2 separate regions of the Homo sapiens genome follow, and region 1 is linked to region 2. A link is a loop called in an ENCODE intact Hi-C map of the cell type or tissue named here. Cell type or tissue: heart right ventricle. All regions are shown on one strand. Links, peaks and the distances in the headings refer to the core of each region. The heading gives the core; the rest is flanking DNA.

Evidence for each region. Peaks named below come from ENCODE experiments on the same cell type or tissue, not always from the same donor. Only the 100,000 strongest peaks of a DNase experiment are listed, where the experiment ranks them.
Region 1: it touches region 2 in a loop (4-fold over the local background); 1 of 110 quality-filtered maps calls a loop at or near these places.

The regions. Positions count from the first base shown.
Region 1 is chr18:34,820,436-34,829,430 of GRCh38, forward strand. DTNA (dystrobrevin alpha) reads left to right here. Exons shown (of 23, transcript NM_001386795.1): 9 at 356-480; 10 at 7,158-7,241; 11 at 8,965-8,995. Among named protein-coding and RNA genes, the nearest start is that of DTNA-AS1, 57 kb to the left of the region's middle. In heart right ventricle, for the core only: no CTCF peak of the experiment used is centred there; no DNase peak of the experiment used is centred there.
Region 2 is chr18:34,756,880-34,765,874 of GRCh38, forward strand. All of the region lies in intron 2 of DTNA (dystrobrevin alpha), which reads left to right. DTNA-AS1 (DTNA antisense RNA 1) reads right to left here. Exons shown (of 5, transcript NR_199046.1): 3 at 3,054-3,184. Among named protein-coding and RNA genes, the nearest start is that of DTNA-AS1, 6.3 kb to the right of the region's middle. In heart right ventricle, for the core only: no CTCF peak of the experiment used is centred there; a DNase peak (open chromatin) is centred at 3,779; H3K27ac peaks cover 312 bases.

The DNA of each region.
Region 1 (8,995 bases), core at 1,658-6,657, 63 kb after region 2:
GCTTTCCTCCCCAGAAGGGCTCCCTTCACTGTTGCTGCTTCCTCCATTCTCGAATGACCTTCCCAGTCTGCTGAGTTTTTGTCAGAAGGATTCCTGCAGGCCCATTAAGTCCCAGCGCAGGTGCCCCATGCACAATGCCTGCTTCCATTTATTGTAGCATTTGCTGACACTGAGCAGCAGGAGGCAGCTTGTTCGGAAACTCTTTTCCGAGCATTGAGCAAACTTCCAGACTCAGAATCAGCACTGAAAAAGGATTTCTTCCGTAAATGAATATCTATTATGAAAAGCAAATCATTTGATAAAATATTACATAAATATTAGCTGTTGTCACTTCTGCCTTCCTTCTTCTTTCCAGAAATCACCTGCTAAGAAGCTGACTAATGCATTAAGCAAGTCCCTGAGCTGTGCTTCCAGCCGTGAACCTTTGCACCCCATGTTCCCAGATCAGCCTGAGAAGCCACTCAACTTGGCTCACATCGTGTGAGTATCCCTACCCTCCCAGTATAGAGACAATTTTCTTCAAGGGCACATGTCTGGAGCCACACAAAAGCAATTTCCTATCAGTGGTCAGCAACCAAGATTTTTAATTTAGTTTAAAAAAAAAAGTCAGAGTAATGCCATCATAATTTTTTGTTGTTGTTGAGGTGTACAGTACTTCCACCAGGCTGGACAAGTAAAGTATGCAACACTAACATAATTCACCTGGAGGTGGAAAATATTTCAGAAAGCTTAGTTATAAAATACGGATGTTAGTGGTGTCTGCACATTGGAAGTTAACAATGGGATCACTGTGGTAAAAAATGATTTACAGTATATTATTCCTTAATTTCATATGTGCTTTGAGTTCCAAATATAAAAGCTGTTTGTTTTATTTCTCTGCAGACCCAGTTTAAGATGCCAGCAAACCTAGAAATTACTTTTGTTTTTCATCCCAAGCTGTATAACTTTAGAAGAATCATAGCCTGTGCAGGGGAAGGTTGAAGAGGGGGAGTGGCGGGAAAATTTATCAGAATATCCATAGATTCTTTTCTTCAAAGTATGTGTGAGTTTCGTGGCAGAAGGTGTTGGGCCAACAAACAGTCCTTCCAGCCATCCCTGCTACCTCCCAGAAGTTTCATGCCTTTGAACCTCTCTCAGGCCTGGGTGGCCAAGATAACAAGGGGGCTTAGGTAGAAGAAACAATTTTTTCCTTGGTGTTACCTGGGGCTCATAAGAAGAAAGAGTCTCATTACCTGCTTCTATGCACAATTAGATGTCATGTAGTCACAGATGCCTCCTTATGAACTGCCTGTAGTTTTCCACACTTCAGTGGGACCTATCACACCATAGGGCCTGTGTTTGCATGTTGACATCAAGAGGTGGGTGACGGGACCTACCGGTATAGGAATTCAACAATGCAAAGTTCATGCTTCAGGCAGTTCAGCATATGATCCATAAGGGGCACTGTGGTGGGTATGAGACCTTCGTGGAAGCAGCAACTATGTTCTCTGATGGACCTTAGCAAATACCACCAAACGATTTGTGTTGGGTCACGTCTGTGAGCTTTGTATAAATACTTTGGGGCTTTGTTTTGCTTGTTCCCGGGGATGCTCTGAGGCATCTCTGACCTCAGCAGTATACACAGCCTGGAGGCTCCTGTTTCTCAGCTTACAAGCTGGCATGGGCTCAGCCTCCAGAAACTAATGTAAACTAATTCTGTAGAATGTGGCTAGCTTATTTTTGGAAATTATGTTTCTATAAATAAGCCTTAAAATAAGCCAGGGGTAAATAAATCTGGGGAATGTCCCAAAGGGCCAACCACTTGCAGAAATCTACCTCACAGATGCTTATTAAGAACCTTATTAAGATCTAGACTTTCCTTCCCATAACCAATTAGACACAATCACTAAGTTGCTAATGAATGACCACAGCGAAGTGAGAGCAGCCAGTGCTCCCTGAGCTCTGCCGAGAGTAATTTCCTACCAGCCCTGCTGGGAGTTTCACCCCAAGAGAGCAGCCTTCAACAGAGCTGCTGGGTGTCATGAAGATAGAGGGTGTGGGTGTGAATAGCCTGGCTCTAAGAGCTTTGCTGCTTCCCACTCCTCCAAAGAATTAGAACGTGATGCACTGCAACGTAAAAGTCCATTTCACAGTGAGTCCCACTGGAGTATTATCTAGCTCAGGGCCTGTACCCAGTGGGTGCTAGGATTGGGTGGTGTGTGTGTGTGTGTGCACGTGTGTGTCTGCATGAGAGAGAGAAAGAGAGGGAGAAAGAAGTATTTAATTGGCTGAGTAATAATTTTTACATTTTGACTTACGGGGCAATATAATCTGTTTTGTTATTTATTGAATTAACTGAGGGCTATAGCCTCACAATGCGTTCTTAGTTTATGTTCCATGGAGAGATTTTAAAATTCTGTACAAAATGTGTCTTCTGAGAAAAACCTCTATGTATTTTACCAGATCCTCAAGAGTCCTTGAATCAAAATACTGATCTCTACTCACTGATAACATATTTTCCCAGGATGAAAGTTTTAATTTTAAAATGCAAATTGTACAAGATATTTAATTGTTGAAATAACATACAAGACATTCTGGATGTAGAATGTTAAGTCTATATTAGAAAAGAATTTTTTTTCTATTTTTAGCCATAGAAATTTTTTCCATATTTGTTTCTTTTTCAAATGCTATTGTCATGAGTAGATATCCATGTCTTTTTTCTGAGATTTCTAATTTTAAAATGCATTGCTCATTTAACTATTCTAAATTATCATAGGCACATCAAGGCCATTGAAATGAAAAAATAAATGGTATTAAGCCTTAATCATTTACAAAGAAGAATGCTCTCTTAATCTGCTATAATGAACATGTACATGGAATTAATGAATATTCACACTTCTTCCAAATGTATGTAAATAAGATTTTGATAAATTAGACAAAAATATATGACATTCCATACCATGTCATTTTATAATAAGCCCACTACTTTTATACAGTGCTGTACAATGGAAATAAGTGAAATTTAAGAAATAAAACACACCAATACTCCCACCTCCACTTAATGCGCTTAATTTATTACTCCCAAATATGACTTAAATTATAAAGGTCTTATGCAGAAGGAATATTGTCATAGTGCAGAAATGTGTATAGTAAGACACTTTATCATTGAGTCTCTAGCAAAAATCATCCTAAAAGTATGTTCCTTAGAACTATACATAGCAATAAACATGTTTTCTAGCTATAGCTCTGTCTTGGTCATCCTCATTCCCTCTCTGATCTTTCCCCTTGCTTTACTAAATAATTTATTAAGCAATCTTTAATTGTAGTACAAACCACATCTTTGTCATTCTTTGGATGTAGTGTCACAAAAATATCCCAGTCCACATCAGTTACACCCATAGATAAGCTTACAGACAGAGGTAAGAAGGGAGCAGTGAGTGGGGTGCAAGCATTGGCAATATTGATGGGCATCCTCTGTCCTGTACTGATGACCTGAGGTTCTGGACATTGGGAATTATAGCACAGACTCAAAATAAAACATTTTTTTGCCACTGTGAAAAAGTGTGTTGATTTTGTAAATTAATACAAATTCTTCAAAGACATATTCAGAAAAAAATTCCATGATGTACATGTTTAAGTGAAGGATAACTGTATGTCCTTACATAGTGCTGAAATATGTAGAACATTATAGAGCTCATGGATATAAAATTTGATGTTGAACATTATACAGTCTTCTTAAATGCACATCTTGCTGTTTAATGATTGTGTTAAAAATTGCTGGCCAGGCACAGTGGCTCACGCCTGTAATCCCAGCACTTGGGGAGGCTGAGGCGGGCGGATCACGAGGTCAGGAGATCGAGACCATCCTGGTTAACACGATGAAACCCCGTCTGTACTAAAAATACAAAAAAAATAGCCGGGCGTGGTGGTGGGCGCCTGTAGTCCCAGCTACTCGGGATGCTGAGGCAGGAGAATGGCGTGAACCAGGGAGGCGGAGGTTGCAGTGAGCCGAGATCGCGCCACCGCACTCCAGCCTAGGCGACAGAGCAAGACGCCATCTCAAAAAAAAAAAAAAATTTTTTTTACTACATGGCACATGTATACCTACGTAACAAACCTGCAGGTTCTGCACATGTACCCCAGAACTTAAAGTAAAATAAAAAAAATGCTGTTAGTCCTCTAATATATATTGCATCCAAAGGTGAGCAGCAAAAGCATTATAAGATACAAATAAAATTAAGAAAATAATAAGTGGAAAATGCTTTATCAATACATTAGAAAATATTTTTATTACTCATTTAAAACTCAAGTTCCAACTTTTTCTTTTTTCTTCTTTTTTTATTTTTTGTAGAAATAGGGCCTCTCTATATTACCCAGGCTGGTCTGGAACTCCTAGGCTGAGATTACAAGTGTGAGCCACCATACCTGGCCACAACTTAAATGTGAAAAAATGGCAAAAATATGGCACAGTCTGACTATGTAACAAGTTAACATTTTACAGGTAGCCTTAGATACAGTAAAAAAAAAAAAAAAAAAAAATTAAATCAATAGGATTTTTAAACAGGTTGCGGTACTAATACACACACATATACACACACATACATACATTTGTATATGGAAATGAAGCATGTGACACACAGAAAATGCCATTTTTTTTTTAACTATAGCCAAGGGACTTTTTTTTTCTACCCACCTTGTAGAGAGGTGCTGCCAGTCATGAATTAGTCCTTAAATAGAAATGAGCAGGTGGTGACATTTTGGTATTTTGACATTTGTTCTTAGCTATTGTATTGCTTGTAAATATTACCATGATTAACGGTCTCTATTCTGTTCAATTCTTCGCTGCCAAAAGTGATACTTGGTAAGTAGTGCAGTCATTTCCAGTCTACTTACAAAGATGTATAATCATGATCATAAGTGGGGATGAGACACAAAACAAGTGAGCAATATGAGGCTAGTTTAGAACTAAGTCTTCTTATGCTGTACACTCAGTTCACAAGGATGCCACTTATATAAAAATGTCCTCTGTGAAGATCTTGTCCAGAAGGCCATTGTGACTTACTCTCTTTTGTGGAGCTGTTTCTTTTACATAAAACCAAATATGTTCAAAATTCCCAGTGTGAGCCATTTGTTAGATAAGGTAACTTGCCATTTGATTGTGGAAGAAATAGGAATTTCAGTCCCTCTGAAAACCATCATTTGGTGCCAGAGCTAGCCATTCTTTGTCCAAAGTTCAACATTTCAGTGGTAGACCTTAAACAAAGCCATTTGCTGAGAAACCTTGATTTCAGCTTTGTAGTGACCAGATTCAATAGAATACATTTATCAAGCTAGTTAAAAAGCATTCTAAATCCACTTGTTTTCTCATTTTTAGACAGAGCAAGAAGGAAAAATTTTTAAAAAAAGACAAAATCAGAAGTGTGGGGTCAAGTATTTTTTTCAACTCTTTGCAAAGCTACAATGAAGATATTATACTCTGTTCACTGTTTTAAAATCTAACAGACCAAACTTTTCATAATTCACAGAGGACATTTGTATAAAATTAGCATCCTTCTTCCAAAGTGCTAGTGTTCAACTCAAGGCAGAATTAGTTTTAAACTAGCCTTGCGTTGCTCCCTTATATATCAAAGATATGTCTTAGATAAGTAATGCAAAACACTAAGATTGTTTTCAGAACTTCAGTTTTGTCTAGAGTAGATAAGTAGCTGTTGTTTTGGCTTCATCCAACAGATGACATGTCTTACAAAATCTCAGAGTATAGTTTAGCACCAGCTACCTTGAAAAAAGTTTTGATGAATTTGTTATTTTTTATTTTTTTATTTTTATTTTTCCATAAGTTATTGGGGTACAGGTGGCATTTGGTTCATGAGTAAGTTCTTTAGTGGTGATTTGTGAGATTTTGGTGCACCCATCACTCGAGCAGTATACACTGTACCATATTTGTGATCTTTTATCCCTAACCCCAGAGACTTATTCTAAGTCTCAATGAATTTTTGCATGTAGTATTGACATTTTAAAGCCTGCAGAGCTTCAGGTCCATTCCATTCAATACATTGGGATATGCAAGTCTACCTTTTTCCCAGAATGTCTTCATTGTAGAATCCAAAGCTGTTCTCTAAGGTAAAAATTAAACCATTTACAAATTTGGATCTTAATTATGCCAATATAAATTGATTCTTTAGGCTGCTATAATTAATGTCTCATCTTCAAAACGTTCTATACTGTCAAACTCAAATATAGAATTATAGTGAAACTGAAATTTCCTCTGATTCAGAAAATGCTCCACCTCATTTTCCATCTTTTGAACTCTAAGTCCCATCTCATATTACCATTCATTATCCTATATTGAACCTAAAAAAGGGTAAAAATGGCTTGGAGATGAGATAGGGATCTTAGCCCTATCATTTTACCTGAACTAAAACATTCATGATGGGGAAAGAATGACAGAATGAAATGAAAATCAGATGAAGGAAGACAGACTCCATGCAGTTGGTGTGTAGAACCATGAACAATTCTGAGGAAAATTGAATTCTGTTTTCCTTCTCTTATCATAAGAAAACAAGTGAAGCTTATGGGATGCTGTACACCACATACTCTATCATATGGATCACCCAAACAACAGAAACTAACTTCATATATCCTTGTGGAGCTTACTTGCATCTTCACTTAGAACAAAGGCAAATAAGGTATGATATGATTTTACAGCCTGTGTCCTTTCAGACCAGGCATGTTGGAGAGGCCCATCATCATGGAGAACACAGAAGGAACCTTTCAAAGCCTCAGGAATCTTCCTCTTTCCAAGAGAATATAGATTCAATGATCAGGTCTTCAAGGCTTCTTGAGAAGGCAGTAGAAGTAAAGCCACTACCTTCTTCAAAATCCTTGCTTCATTCCAGAATATTATACAATGAAACATCAAGGCTCAAAGCTCATGCATCAGTATTCACATGGTGTCTGGAGATCTTCCTCCCAGTGTTTACCTGAGATTATATATTCTCAAGGAAATGTAACTTTAAAACACTTAAGGAATTTAATTGGAAAATATAAGATTTCTTGTTGATCCTGGGAAAGGTAGAACCCAGATCTTCCCATCCCGTTTCCTGGAGGGATGAGGGAGAGTTTTAAATTTGTGACTTTTATTTGTTTTAACTTTCCATTCACCCTGTGTTTTGTTTTAGGCCTCCCAGACCTGTAACCAGCATGAACGACACCCTGTTCTCCCACTCTGTTCCCTCCTCAGGAAGTCCTTTTATTACCAGGAGGTAAGTTCCAACCCTATTATAAAATAAGCCCTTTCTTTGGTAATGAGCCTTGATTCTGTGGTAAGAAAAATATTCTCATGCAAGCCAAGGGCAGAATATTGTTACTAGAAACTAACTTGCAAATATCCATTATAAGTTTTCAATTTCATTCATTTGTATGCATTTAAAGAGGGGTAGGGTGGCTTTGGGGATTAATGTCATGTCTGGAAACCTGCATTTATAATTTACCCACAGTAAGAATGTGAGGGTATGTTTCAGTTTTACTACTGACACACATGCATCCCATCTCATTAAGGAAGTCACGTTCATAGTCCTCAGAGTTGAAGTCAAAGAACTGGAATTTCAGGATGCAATGGTGTGTTACTATATAAATGGTGAAATGTGTCATTATTTAAAGCTAAGATACAAAAGAATCCTTTGTTGGTGAACCCTGGAGTTCCTGAGGCTAGAGGATAAAGACCAAACTTGGAAATGTAGTTTCCATATAAGTAATTTCACGATAATAATAAGAACTTTTTTAAAAGGTGGATCTGCATCTCATTTCTTTGCACAAGATCCATTGCCATGTGAGCAAGAAACAGGAGAAGCAAATATTTCTCTAAGAGTTAGCATCAGACATATGCAGGGTCAAGAGGTGCTCTGAGTCATTTGATCAAATATTGCAAATCAAGCACCAGATAATTATTTTATAAATACATGGAGAAGGCTCACGGGAAAGCAAAAACAAAGGTAAGGAAAATTGGAGTGAGTAATTGAACATAAGATTTCAAATGCCTTTCAGCAGAAAAAAAGTACAGCCTCATATTTCACAAAATGCACATAATTCATCTTTTCCCTGAAGAGGTTTATAAGGTGCCAGTTTCACTGTAATATCCTGGTACATTCAACTGAGGATTTGAAGACAATGAGACTAAGAACACAGCTGATTTTTTTTCCTCTGAGTTCCTGTATGTGCCCATCAACAGGAACCTGAGATGAAGATGTTCCCCATAATTGTAATTAGCAGAATAAACAGAATATGGCAGAAAATGGGGTTTCTGATGTATAAACGAGGTCTGTAACAAGTGGAAATAAGGAAACAGTTATACAGCAGAACATCCACAGTAAAATAATATGGTTTAGGCCCTCAGTAACTTCCTTTTAGCACTCTTTTTTAGAATCACCAGCAAATGCAACCATTTTTTTTTTCTGGAATGAAATCATAAACTGTAAAATCTGTAAAAGACACAGGTCTGTGCATCTATCTAGGGAAGACCTGATGTGATGTTTAGAAATATGTACTTTTATTAGGAAGCTCTGCATTCTGCAAATATCAAGCAGAGGTAGACCCCATCCTTACTGAAGGTCATTTTATATCATTTCAGCTCGGACGGTGCTTTTGGTGGATGCGTCTAGATGGATAACATGACTTCTTCTACCCTAAAATATTCCTATAATACTTTGAGCTGTTCTGGTTCCTCCAGGGTGCATGGTACCCATTAACCCAAAATATGATTATTTCCCTTTTTTCCCATTTTCAGTCATTTTGGAATGTTCTCTGTGAACCACAGTTGTGTTGTTTAAAGCTCACATTTCTTTCTGTCACCACAGAGATTGGCCTACGGTTTCTGTTTTGAGGGTGCTGTTCAATAAAGCTGTGTACACTAAATGTCTTTCCTCTCTGAGTGGGCCTTGCTCTGTCCATGGGAAGTTTTAATGAGGTCTCATTGTTTGACTCCCTCAGGTTACCTGAGGGAATAAGTGCATCCAGCCCT
Region 2 (8,995 bases), core at 1,786-6,785:
CTGCATACGGAATGAGGATGAGCAAGAGTGAGTGGTAAGCCTTTTTCCCTAAGAAGGCAGTAGACAAAATTAGGTTTCTACTAAAGATTGGAAGTGACTGGCAAGAATGAGGGTCAGAACAGAAAAAGGAAAGTCCCAGATAATAAGATTCATATTTTCCTTTATCATTCCCCAATAATCTGGTGGTACCAAGATAGCATTAGAACTAACAAGGAGGAAAGAAAATTAAAATTGATGTGGGGAATCTCAGTCGTGTTCCTTGCTTTTTCCACTTTTAGAGATGTGCTTAGAGTGTTTGGGAGAGTTTCAGCCAGGCCTTCCAATTTCCTAGACCCCATGTGTGGTACTGTGTCTTCACCTGGAATTGTGACCTTTGTGCAGTTACAAATCCAACAGAGCAAGGAGCCTAGTGAGTACTTGTCCATCTAAACAAAATCCAAAGCAGCACAGGTATCCTCCAACAGCACATTCTTATATTAAAAAGGCATAAAATTATGTCTTATATTATAAGACATCATGGGACAATGTCTTCTCAGACACAGTAGAAAAAAAATATTTACCATAAAAAGGCAATAAAATCTGGGGAAAAATATTTGAACTTATCATTATAACACTAAAGACTGTATCAGACAGCACACTGTAAGAACTATAAAAGTATGCTTATTCAATGATTTTGTAAATCCTTCTTTGAGTTTAAGTATCCCAGTGCTTTCTGAACCTGATATAGTGCCTGGCTCAGACAAATACATATGTTACAAATGTCTATTGGATTAAAATTGCCCAACTCAAAGAAAGCTCGATATGATTTTTAGAGACATAGAAATAAGACAACTCTAAGTTTTTCTTCAAGTGACAGAGACTTAGGAAAATTGTGCATTCGGTTCCCAAATTATAACTTTGTGTTTTCATAGAAACATCACAGTGATGTCTTGCAGCTTTATTAGTTCTGTGAGTTCTTGTGATTAACGGTCAGAATAGATAAACAAGCCAAACAAATATATATCTTTCCTCCCTGGGTGTTCCAACTCAAATGTTGGCAAAAACAGCTAAATACGTCTGACCTTAATAATTCATTAGTTTGAGCAACATGTTTATATCAGCACTAAGTAGGGCACATCCACAATAAGTAGGATTCGGCTGGATAAAACAATTGGCTGGTTTCAAAGGGAGCAATTGATTTTGACAGGTAGACTGTCATACAAAAGAGAAAGGTAATATCACTGCGAATGTGTTAAATGGTTGAAAAATATATGGGTATCCCAGCTGTATCAGCAGCACACCAAAGAAAGGAAAGGAAACTCTTATCAGAGAAGACTGACATCAAGATTCAAAAAGTAACTTCTAGGAATCTGTGCTTTCTAGACAGGGAGCAAAAAAGGACTAGACTTGTAAATCTTCTCATCTAAGTATTATATAGAAATATTTAAAGAAAAAACAACAAAAGAAAGTGCCAATGAGATTCTTTGCTTTAGAAATTAGAAATGTGAAAGAAAAGTTGTAATGGCCAGAGTTAAACAGGCAGGGAAGACTTTTATCCAAGACTATTGCAACAAGGGAGAAAGACTGAACTCAACTTCCCTGGAAGAAAAGGCAGGAAGTACTTTAAGCACTGGGGAAAAATACTGGAGGACTTCAGGGAGGAGATTGGTCAATGTGATTAGGCCATCTGTTTGCTAATTGTCACATTTAAAAGTTAGGCTTCTACCCTCCTGATAAGACTTGGAGATAGAGGTGATAAGTCCTTCAATTATTATATTTCAAAGGGCTGGCACCCAGGTTCTTGAGAAAGACATTCCTGGGTTGTAAACTTGGCAAGATATTTACATCTCAAAGGGGCAGAGAAAGAATTTACAATGAAAAGTTTTCTAAAGTAAATGCTGTAAGAAAACAGAGGTCAGAAGCCTAGAGCAAGGAAGAAGTCTATCTAAAGTTAGGCAAGTTGAGGAGGTCTAGGTCTTAGAAAAGGTAAAGAACAGAGAGCAATTGATAAGAAAAATGGATAAGAAAGTTTGGCAAATTCAGGTGATTGCAGCACATATGTGTTAAACATTCACTCTTAGCTCATTACTATAAGCAGCAGAAGCAGGAAGAAACAGCAAAGAAATGAAATTAAGAGAAGCATAGACTAAAAAACAAACAGAAAAAAATAGCTTTATATAAAAAATTGGGTGACCACCTACTTTGATTTAAGAAATTCTGTACAAGTTCTCCCTTAACCAAAAATTCTCTTCACAATAATGCCTTAATTATCAGTTTGCTTAGTACCTTGGATTAAAGCTGAAAAAAACAAAAAAACAAAAAAACCCTCTAGTTAAATATAAACATCATCCTCACCTTGGCTTTTTCAGCCATCATATAAGTTTAGCAGCTTAAATAAGTTTATCAGACTGTCTTTTAACAGAATAAATTGTTTGTTCTTGGAATTAAACTCTCCTTTTCTGTTGTTTTACTCTCAGAGCACATTTACTTAGCCTTATATGGTAGTTACTTGTGAACATGTCCACAACACTCACTGCTGTGAACTCCTTTTTAGGGACAGACCTAGGACATGTACCTTCAAATCCATTCCCCTTAGATGCTGAATCAAGCCTTGTTTAAAAGCCGATTGGGCACAGGATGGGTAGGTTTTAATGGAAGGGAAGTGATTGGAAAACACACTTTGAGAACATTGAAGGCTGCCTAACAAGGTAAGGAAGGTCCTGGGGAGAAATGAGAGTGATGCCACCGGCCTGTCAGCAGAGACAGGACTTGAAATCAAAAGGAGGCAAATGAAACTACTCAACAAATACCATTTTTGGCTTTTGTTTTTGCTTTTGTTTTGAGACACAGTTTCACTCTGTCGCCCAGGCTGGAGTGCAGTGGCGCGATCTCAGCTCACTGCAACCTCCGCCTCCCTGTTCAAGCGATTCTTGTGCCTCAGCCTCCCAAGTAGCTGGGACTACAGGTGCACCACCACACCTGGCTAATTTTTGTATTTTTAGTAGAGACACCCTGGGTTTCACCATGTCTGGCCAGGCTGGTCTCAAACTTCTGATCTTAAGTGAAACACCCACCTTGGCCTCCCAAAGTGCTGGAATTACCACTTGAGCCACTGTGCCCGGCCTAAGTACTGTTGAATTATTTGAAGGCAGGCCATCCTTGAGAGTGTTGGCTGAAGTCGGCACATGCACGATTGGAAAGGAACCTAGGGCATGATTTTGAAACGCACACTATGAGTTTAAGAAAACCGATCTCAAAAATTCAGAAAAATGACATGAATGACCCCACCACCGTAGGTTCATGGATACGGTGACTGTTTTCACTTGCTTCTTCATTTCTCATGCTCCTCAGTCTTTTTAAGATATTAACACCATGGATCGCCACCCCAGAAATTCTCTCTATGTCATCACCCTAACATAGTCTCCTGCTTTTTCTGTCCCCTCTACTTCTCTTTTTCTGTCTCTTAGTACCCTGTAGACACTGAAGTCAGAGAATTTAAAGATTTCTTCTTGACCAGTTGTCTCCATATACAATTTGTCTTTCTCTCAAGCCTTTACCTTTATTGCTATAACCCTTGAGTGTTCAGAGTCCCCCAAAACAACTCTCATTTCTCATGAGCCAGCTTATCCAAAATAGGCAGCACATAAACTAAACTTCCCTTCCAGCCTTGCCTACTTGTTTTCAAGTGTTCTGCTAATGAAGCAGTCTGAGGAGGGCTCATTGTCACTCCACTAATAGTGCCCATCACAAAAATACCTATCATCCCTGCCAAGGCGGCTGCCTTCTAGTGTTCCCAAAGCCTGCGGTCTTTGAACAACTGCCAAGCAGCTGGGCACAGCTCAGAAGTGGGGAGAGCACTCCTGTTCCCAAGTTTGTGCCTCATTTTGTCGCTAGAAATATAGAATAGCCCTACTTGTGCACAGAGTCTCCTGTTGGCAATCTTGGCCCAGTCACGCACACTACTACATTTTGTGTGCTTGTTGATAATTTCTGGAATATACTAAAGCTCTAATCCTTATATCCAACTGTCCTGTGGATATCTTACTTGGACATCTTACAAGCAACTCAAACTCTTTAGCCCAAAACTATCTTCACCCATCAACAAACCTATTCCTCCCTGTTTGTACCTTACTTAGCTCAATGAGGGATACTCTATTCCACTCAGCTACCTAAGGTAGCAATCATTTTTTACCCCCAAACTCCTTTATCTTCCTGTCAGTATCTCTCTCTTTCTCTCTCTCAGTATCTCTCTCTCTCCCTCCATCCTTCACACACACACACACACACACACACACACACACACACACACACAGAGCCAATGATAAAGCGTGGCAGAGTTCAGGCAGCAGGTTCATCATAGGCTTCATTTTTATTCTGGAAATATGTATTGAGCAAAACTTTTAAATGAATGAGATATTTAAGAATCAAAATGGCTATATATTAATAGAGCTATCAAAAATGGCTATATAATGAGCTATCAAAATATAAAAGGCAAAACATACAAAAATTGTGTGAAAATGTTCAGAGTGCAAAAGCTAAAACCAAAAGTTAGATAAGACTGGTTCGTTGATTTGTTGGTTGATTGGTTGTTTGAATGAACAAATGAATGGGTAGGGAAAAGGTGGAAGGAAAGAAGGGAGTGAGAGAGGGAGAGAGAGGGAAGTAGGGACAGAGGGAGAAGAGAAGAAAGAGAATCTTTTCAAAAAGGGCTAAAGAAAGGAAAAACTGCTGTTGATAACAGTGTAAACAATCTGTGTCTTTGCTGTCCTATTTATTACTTCCTTCCAACTATGACATGGGTACAAGAGGCTTGAGGAGACGGTGCAAGAGCACTAAGTTGCCTTAAATAAATTTGTTTTAGTTTTTTTATTATGAAAAGTTTCAAATATATGTAGAAGTAGAGAAAATAGTATTTATCTCAACTCTTAATTATGTATGCCATCCCCCACTGTATTAGTATGAAGCAAAACTAATAAATCACTTAGATCAGTTGAATCACCAGATTTAACGAATTATATTCCAGTGATATAATTCAGAAAACAACCACTATCCATTATTTTGAAAAATAATGAAGAGTACATTGAAAAAAAATGTAACGAGAAAATTCTGTACTTTTTTATTAAAAAGAAAAAGTATAGATTCTTTGGAGTTTAGGGTATGAACTGGTTATAAGTTTCATAACAAAATGGATGTTTTTTAGATCTTGGCCAAAATATAGTGGTAATTCTAGACATATCAACATACTAAAAGCAAAGATTGCCCTGCTGATTTTATTTCTTTACTCATTTATTTAAATTCCATCTTTTTAATAGATAAATTAAGTCAGCTAATACGCTTTTTAATAAGACTACCAGACTGCTAGATCAGAAAAATACCATCTGATAAAAATTAACCTTAATTTCAGCAAGATATTGACCAAAGCTGTTGGACTGTGCATGTGTTGGGGAATTGTGGACTGGGTCACAATACAGTTAGGTAGATTTATGGGGGATGTCATGACCATGTCTAAAGCCACAACTAATGGGTCTATCAACTTGGAGGAAGGCGTCTAGTAGTATCCTGGAAGGCTCTGTTTGTGGACCTGTTCTGGTCCTTGGTTTTAATCAATGACTCGAATGAAGACACAGAACTAATCCCAAAGTAGGTTTTTGGGTTTATAAACTTTCAAGAAAAGACCACACATGTAAAACTGGGTTAAGTTCATTGTTTGCTGGGGCAAAGAAAAATACATTTATTTTGACAAGGCAGATAAACAGAGTAAGAGGCTATGTATCATATCTCAGCCCAGCTTCTTCTGGTCCCTTTCTGGATGGATCCTGCAGCTAACACATACATTGATTGTGCACGGTTGTGTGCTGCTATATCTGACACACTAAATTGTATTGTTCACCACATCCCTTTTAATATTCAGGGCTTACATCATCAGCCAGGAAGAATTTATACAGCATTTATAGACCTACAGACCTCTTCCTGATTCTTGAACAAAACACAGGGTCAGTTAAGTCCACACAGTGATACGACAGGAGAGAGCAGTCAGTGCACTTCAGGCCCAAAGCAGCATCTCTACATCCCTCTTTACTGCATCCTGGAGAAGTGCACCTTTGCCGTATTTCCCCCAGGACTTCAATCAGAGGAAAGTGCAGAGGTGCCAGGGTTACTGTGCTCAGAGGGTAAGGTCTTGCAGAAACTGAGAAACTTAACTATGTGCCACATCACAAACATTTTTTCATCTGGAGCTTAAATCATTATGCTTGAAGAACTTACACAAATAATCTGTGCCCCTAATGTTTTCTTTTAAGTGATTATTTACAGATATTGAGACTCTCCTGATTGCTGAGCCAAACTTAGCACCAATAAAAGTACATCCTCATCTGGGAGCAAAGGCAGATTTAGCATTCAGGTATTTCTAAAAGTCTCTCTGTCTCTGGTTATCGGGCATCTTAGAGAGCTCATTCCCCACGAGTCACATTTACAGAGGGCATGAAACTAGGAAAGATTTTTGAAGTTCCAGTGACAACTTAAGAATTTTAAAAGATTCAGAAAAGTTCCTAGTATGAGCTAAATTTTAAAAGTAACTAACCAGATAAATATGACGTCCTACCCTTAGCTCCAAAATAGGCATTTAAATAGCAAATAGAAAAGATTTGACTTATATAGAAGTGCATATGATTTTTCAAAGCAGTTTTTTAATTAACTTCAAACTTAATAAAAGCTGGCATAATGAGCCGTCTATTTTTAAAAAAAGATCACATTAGTTAGGAGTCCTTATCAAAGGTAGTAATAATTGCTTTCTGTATATTCTATACAGGTAAAGCAATAGCTATTTGGATTAATTTTGGACACCTAATTTTAAAGAGATATTAGCCAGTCACAGAACAGGGTGACTAGAATGTTTAAGGGTTTCAAACCATGCTTGATCATAATGAAAATAATAATAACAACTGCCATGAATTGAAGCCCTACTGGGTACCAGACAGATAAACAGTATACCTGAAATGGCTGTGGAGTTGAACATCTTTTACCCTAAAAAAAGTCAAGGAGAAGCTACCTCCCCAGCTAAATTTTAAAGTCCATGATGACAAGGACTGTTGCACATAATTTTCAGATGGTAATGAGGATGCTAATAATGATAATGTAGCTGCTTTGCAATATTTCAGAAATGAATTCTCAAATGGCAGGGGGAAAAGAGTATGTGACTCCAGGGGAAACTAGATCAAATAGGTTGAAGTTACAGGGAGGTAAATCAAAGCTCAAATATAAAAAAGAAATTTCTATCACATATTTTTGTTCAGAAATGGCACATGAAGCCTCTTAAGGGGCCCATTTACTGTTAAGTGGTCATTATGTTCTCAGTGCAGAAGTCAAGACTTTATATCTGTATTACCAGCCAGTAAAGTTGATATTGTTATCTCGCTTTATCCATGAGGAAATTGAGATGCCAAGGAAAAACTTGGTGAAACTCACACAACTGGGAAGTGACAGAGTTAAATTTTACTTCCTTTAAAGTTCATTTATTTTCACAAGTAATAATCTTCTCTATCATTGGAAATAATCCTACGTGGCCATTGGCTAAATGTTCATCTCTTGAGAACATTTCTAAGGGAATTCCTGCATTGGGTGAGGGTAGTTCCCCATCTCTTTGATCCCTCAAGTGCTCAGTGTCACTAAGCCTGTTTGTCAAAGAATAAGCTTTATTAAGAGTGACCGTTTAATGATCTGCTTTGTAAAACCACAAAGTAATAGGACTATTGGCAACACTTCAAGTGAATCTGAAGATATCGGTTTGAGTTGAAGAAATGCTAAATCCCCTAGTGGGGGACACTTGCTAATTCATGCTGAGTTTCACTGGGAAAGCACTTAATTGGCCGTCTAATATAATCGCTTCCAGGATAGTTCATTTACTTTCTATTCTGTTTTACTCTAAAGGATTCACATAGCACATTTTATTAGTATATGACTGGTAAAGATAAAAGTTCAATACATGCCTTTATATCTGTTATGGACCATAAACATGGGCTTAGAAAAAGAAAATATGTAGAAATGGAGAAAAGCAGACATTTATTGATAGTCTAATGTGTTCTAGACAAAGTCTAGAGATTAACTCATTCAAAGGAGGGTGGGAGGAATACTAGGAGCTCAGGTCTTGATGTAACAAGCAGCCCATCTGCAGGGTATTGAGATGAGACTGACCAAGGCTACGAGAGATTCTGTGGTAGAAAGTGGTGGGCAATGTCGTTAGGCAAGTAAGCTGGAAAGAAACTGCAGACGAGCTTGGATTCTGAGCAGAGCTTTTAGACCTGATGTTCTGGGCATCAGGAGCCATGCTGGACTCCTAAGTGGGAGAGTGAAATAAGGAAAGTAGTTTAAGAATATAGGGAATGTGTTCCCTCTAAGTTAGGAAGGAACTGGAAGCCACAGTAAAAGAAAGGTTGTTTTAGAAAGGCATGTCTTCCTCTGAGATTGACAGGAAGGATCACAAGAAAGTTGTTAGTAATAAAAATGAATACTTATGCAGCATTTACTGTGTGCCAGACGGTGTTTAAGTGCCTTAGGTATATTCACTCATTTATCCTTACAACAGTCCTGTGCAATAAGTACTATTATTATCATCATCCCCATCTTCCAAGTGAGAAAACTGAAGCTCTAAAAGCAATTGGCCTAAGGGCACACAGAGAAGATGCTCAGCAGTCAGTACATGGTCACCTAACAGCCACATTCTAATGACCAATAGCAATGCACTTTAAATGCTTATTTGATGATAGTATCTATATCATCTCGCTGTTTCACTGTAGGTCACAGCTTGAGCAGACTGTTTTCAGAAGTGGTGGACACAACAGGGATGACATTGTGTTTCTTGATCCAAGAATATGGTTTACAACCTAATCTCCAATGTTGATTACATGTGTGTGCTCTTTTTCCCTAGAACCTGAGGAACTTGTCCTTGAATAGGACAGACCTGTTCAAGTCTTAAAGTTATATTTATATTCTAATAAAAATAAAATTAGGGGTAAGGATC